2 separate regions of the Homo sapiens genome follow, and region 2 is linked to region 1. A link is a contact called in ENCODE Hi-C or POLR2A ChIA-PET data. All regions are on one chromosome and are shown on one strand. The core of a region is the stretch at or near the end of the contact, and the rest is flanking DNA. Distances in the headings are between cores, read along the strand shown.

Region 1 (2,637 bases), core at 51-2,550:
CGAATAGCTAGGATTACAGGAATGCACCACCACACCCGGCTAATTTTTGTACTTTTAGTAGAGATGGGGTTTCATCATGTTGGCCAGGCTGTTCTTGAACTCCTGGCCTCAAGAGATCCACCTGCCTTGGCCTCCCACCTGCCTTGGCCTCCCAAAGTGCTGGGATTACAGGAGTGTGCCACCATGCCCAACCGAATAGGACACTTTAAACCAGCAAAATTATCCTCCACACACATCCTGGTACTACCCCTCATGAAACGCATGGGAGGCAGACAAATCGCCACTCTTTATGGGCCATCTAATTTCCAAAGGACCAACAGTGTTGATAACCCACTTCAGAAATGGTTTTCTTTAGGCATGACACCCTGGGACTGGCTTCTCACAAACTCAGATCAAGATAAACCACTGTGGTGGACGAACAGTTTCCTGCCTGAGTTTTTCAAGGGGGCCTTTACTGAGGCAGGAGGAGGTGAATATAGGATTTTGAGGACACCACTGGCCTCAGGCTGCAGTGACAAATATGAGTCCTGGCTTCATGAACACTCGATCACATAGCTTTATTATTTTGGAAAAACATATCCGTTATGAATGGGGACTGGCTCTACACTAACCAATAATGTCTCCTAATTAATATCTGATCTGTTTCAGCCCGGAAGGCAAAGGATCTTTTACCTTTATGTGCTCAGAGTGCCACACAGGGTTGCTTGGATGTAGGGATTACGCTGCTAGTCCCTAGCCATTTACCTCCCTTTCACAAAGGGATTCTTTCTAACGTTTTCAGGATAGAGCAGCAACTGGAGTGAGGGTGGGCATGCAGGGGAGGGTGAATGAGGGAGGAGAGAAAGTCTGCAAACAAACGGGCCACTTATCTCCAGGAGTCTTTCTACCTTTTCCTACAGCTGAGTAGCTTGGGGGCAGGTTGTCTGCCAAGCTTCCCTGGCCCGTGTAAACACTCTGGCACCAGCTGGGGTTTGGAATCTGCTGAGTCTCTGCCAGCTGGCAACCTGGAGATGGGTCAGATTAAAGGAATGCATAATGAAGAAGTGGGTGGGAGACAGAGGCTGTATTTACACAGAGGGGGTCTGCAGGGGTCAGTACGGCGCTAGCCAAAGGGGCCTCTGGAAGTGGAAAAATAGGAAGGGAAGAGGAAGGGGTTTCAATGTGCCCAAGCACCATGCCCCACCCAACTGGCCCAAGACTGTTATGTTCATTTATTTTTTTCCTTTTAAAAACTGACTTCTTTGTCCCCTTCTCAGTCCCCCACAGCATCTCCCAAGCCAATTACACACAGCCCTTTGAAAGGTTTGCAGCTGGCCGCTCGAGAAGGCTCAGCGTGATCAGACAACACGGACACTTGATCTTCTGAGATCCCAATTTGGGAACGTTAACACGGAAACCCTAGCCACGTGCTGACAAGCAGGCCCTGGGCCACATTCTGCCCCAGACTGAGCCCTGGCAAGAGGAGAGGGCACAGATAGCCAGCAGTCTCAGGCAGCCATCCTGGCTTCCAGCCTTAAAGAGAGCGAGATTCCAGGCTCCTCCCCCATGCAAAGCCCAGGGGGCACGGATGCAGAGAGGACAGCCCTGGGACAGGACCAACAGGCTCCCCAGCCCTTTCACTACCCCGAGGAGGCAACGAAGACAAGAACAGACTGAAATCTGTTGGGTACTTGGTGGCCACACCTGCTAGGAAGGCCACCTGCAGCTCTACTGAAGCCCATGCAAATAGGTAAAGCTCAAATGGCTGTACATATATTACTAAGAGGAAGCAGAAGGGAGAAAAGTGCAGTGAGGAGGCAAGAGACCTGTTCCCTGACAGCTCAGCCACAAACCCGACGGGCTGCTTCCAGCTGCTCCCATCCACCTCACTGGGCCTCAGAGTTCTCATGTTTTAAGGGTGTTCTCTGAAGTCCCTTTGTATCCACGGATTCTTCCCCATGCTTCTGTGACACGGCTTCACTTCCAGGCTCCCAGTGCAAGCCTCAGCTCTTCTTGCTTTCTTGGAAATCTCTGCTGTAGCAGCCACTTCTATTCCGGCGACACTCAGATCTACTTTTCCTGCTGAAATCTTTCTCCCCAGGATGGGAGGTGGGAGGCTGCATCTTTACCTACATAGTGCATGATTAACTCCCGTTCAACATGCCAAACCTGGTGCCCAGGAGAAAGCTCTATACTTGCCTATGTCCCAGGCTGCAGTCAAAGACTCCCCACCTTTCCTTATAGCCCCTTGTTGGCTTTTTCCTTTACTATTTTATTAAATCCATCATTTCTACTCCCAATGCTGCTAAGAGCTTCATATTCTCATTTGCCACCAGCCTGTAGGAGAGACTTCTAACTGGATCCTCAGCCTCAAGACTCAAAACCCCTTCCTCCCCTCCCACTATCCATAGCTAGAATAGCCAGGCATATACACACAAACATACACGCACACACCACAGCCCCTCCATTGCCTTCTGCTGCTTAAAGGATAATGTCTAACTCTTTAATCTGGCATTCCTAATCCTCCCTGCCTCTCCACATTTGATTATCACAACTTTCCAAACTAATATGATAGTCCTGGATGTCCTAAAGGATATATTAAGGATATTATTCCATTAAATACTCTCCAAGATCAACAAATGTATTTGGTAGAGAAAT
Region 2 (2,637 bases), core at 96-2,595, 760 kb after region 1:
GAGTGAATGAATGAATAATGAGTGGATCAATGAATGAATGACTTTCTAGAGTTTCATATCAATGGGCTCTCAAATCTGGTTGCATCTTAAAATCACCTAACAGCTTTAAAATCAGGTTTTTGGGATCCAATCCTAGAAATTCTAATTCAATAGATGCTAGGAAATATCTTTTTGAAAAGATCGTTAGGTAATTCTGGGAAACAGCCTGCTTTGGGAACCACTGCTATATATATCAATTAAGTTTTGGACTCTTACTAAAATCCCCTGCCACCCTTTAATTTTTATCACCCAGACGGTATCCATACACTGTATTACAGAGACAGAGCCTAGACTAGGATGATGGTCTCAAGGACAAGTTATTTTTTATTCCAACAAATTCTGCAGCAATTCCCTGTTTCCTCTAATTCCACCAGCTGGGGGGAGGGGATGCGCAGGTGGGGCGGGGGGCGGGGAGGCAATCATATTTTTTCAAACATCTCTCAAGCTGAAATAAAACCTCGTATCAAGATAGAGATCAGTTCTCATATTTTTCAAACACTGTGTGACATGGTACACATCACACATAACAAGCATACATTAATCCATCCTGCACCTGATGGATTTTTTACCGGTAAGCTCTTTTTTGGGGGATGCTGTTGCAGAAATATTACTATCAGTAGAGGAGATCCATAACACCATTACTACCAGGAGTCAACAGTGGCCAAGTCTATAAAGCTCTGTGAGAACAAGGAACGTATCTGTCTTGCTCCTTGTAATCCCTAGTAGCTGTTCTTGGGACACAGAAAGGAATTTAGTAACTCCCTGTTTCATCATATTGAACTGGGGCAGTATGGAACACTGCTGACAGGCTGCTGCTGCTGCTGCTGCCAAATCAAATGTTTGGCCAAGGACAATTCCATACATTCCTTGGAAGGAGGCAAGATGGGTGATAGGAAGAACCTGAACACTGGTTGAGAAACGTGGGCTCTGGCTCTATTATCATCAATCCTAAACTGAGCTGCTTCCTATTATATTCGTTTCATTACCTAGACTACAGGACCTCAAGCTTTCTTCAAGTAAATACGGTATCTATGGGAGGCAGAGTCTAAGATGCCCCCAAAGATCCTGGTACACCTGATACTCACACCCTTATGTAGTGCCCTTTCCCGATGAACCAGGGTTGTGTGTGTGACCAACAGAATAAAGCAAAAGGGATGGTATGTCGCTTCTGGGATTAGGTGATAACAGATGTTGTGGCTTCTATCTTGGTCAGCTGGCATGTTTCTGTCTGTGTTTCTAGGACCACTAGCTCTGGGGGAAGCCAGCTGCTATGCTGCAAACAGTCCTAGGGAGAGGACAATGTGGCAGGAAATAGGCCACCTGCCAACAGCCACCTGAATGAGCTCAGAAGCAGATCTTCTGGCCTGCTCAGCTTCAGATGAATGCAGCCTCATGAAAGACCCTGAGACAAAACCACCCAGGTAGGCCTTGCTGGGACTTCTGACCCTCAGAAAACGTGTGTGACAGTAAATGTTTCTGCATTTTAAGGTGGCAAATTTGGGGGTAATTTGTTAACAATAGATAAAAGCCTTAGAAATTAACAAGGTCAGTGGGGCTGGAAGAAGAGGTTCTTACAAGACAACTCTACTTCCCCTTGCTAGCCTTCCTTTTGGTTACCACACATAATTAAGGCACCAATTACAAGCACGGCCTAATAAAATATAAACCCTCCCCCTCGATTTAACTGGAACTGGGAAGAGAAGTGAAAAGGCTTATTATCTAAAGTATAGAATTTGGTTAGGAAAACAATACAACACTTTTGTTACTAGCCTGAGACAAGGGATCTAACATTTACTAAGAGCCTACTACGTAGCTGGCTTTTCAAAGACTCACTAAGGAAATATCCCTATTTTCTAGACGAGGAAACTAAAGTTCAGAGATCTTAAGTAGTTAACTCTAGGTTTATATGGCTTAGGGTAGGCAACTGTTCTGTTTTTCTTGGGGGATTTTCCGGGATGTAAGGCTTTCAGTGCTAAAATCAAAAAATTTTCGGGCACACTGGGAAGACTTAATCACATTACTTACTGTTAAGTAGCTCACAAAGTTAAGTTACTTAAATTTGTAGTTGGTCCAAAACTTGTGCTCTTTACAATTATCACAAGTTGATTTTTTTGTTGATGTTGTTAATTTGGAGACAGGGTCTCGCTCTGTTCCCAGGCTGGTCTGGTTTTCAACTCCAGGGCTCAAGCAATCTGCCTGCCTTGGCCTCCCAAAGTGCTAGGATTACGGGAGTGAGCCACTGCACCCAGCCAATCACACAGTTGATTTTTAAAAGTACATCTTAAAGCTATTATTTGGCAGCTTATGATCTGCAACAAATTTCGAACTGTTACCTACTAAAAAGAAAACCACAAACCCCTCCAGACTTTATCTCACAATACACACAGAAAAGACCGTTGGTTTTTTCTGTGAAAGGGTAAATAATTGCTATTCATATGATACATACTAGCATGGAAATTTTTCAGCTTAAAGGATTCTGCAAATTTCTGTTCCAAAATAGCAACTGAGTCCACAAACGACACTGGTAACTCCCCTCTGTACCTCAACAGACTCTCCAGTGTGGCTAAATGAGCTGACAGGTGACTGGGTGGGCTCTTC

Evidence for each region. Hi-C counts contacts between places; a loop is a spot of excess contacts on that map. ChIA-PET counts read pairs that join two places held with the same protein, here RNA polymerase II (POLR2A).
Region 2: a map with no recorded cell type shows a loop between it and region 1 (2.3-fold over the local background). The contact joins two enhancer-like sites. A Hi-C loop is called at or near these places in 1 of 168 maps with a recorded cell type or tissue (mesothelial cell of epicardium) and 1 of 37 single-sample maps with no recorded cell type. POLR2A ChIA-PET finds 5 or more read pairs at or near these places in 1 of 52 experiments (naive thymus-derived CD8-positive, alpha-beta T cell).

The regions. Positions count from the first base shown.
Region 1 is chr6:52,550,676-52,553,312 of GRCh38, forward strand. The region is part of intron 1 of TRAM2 (translocation associated membrane protein 2); the gene reads right to left. Among named protein-coding and RNA genes, the nearest start is that of TRAM2, 25 kb to the right of the region's middle. RefSeq lists an enhancer at 1,542-1,711. Within about 2 kb of position 1,301, at least 25 of the 41 ENCODE cell types and tissues checked have a DNase peak (open chromatin) inside an H3K27ac peak, as active enhancers do.
Region 2 is chr6:53,308,451-53,311,087 of GRCh38, forward strand. The region is part of intron 1 of ELOVL5 (ELOVL fatty acid elongase 5); the gene reads right to left. Among named protein-coding and RNA genes, the nearest start is that of MIR5685, 33 kb to the left of the region's middle. RefSeq lists enhancers at 1,421-1,530, 1,621-1,670. Within about 2 kb of position 1,346, at least 8 of the 41 ENCODE cell types and tissues checked have a DNase peak (open chromatin) inside an H3K27ac peak, as active enhancers do.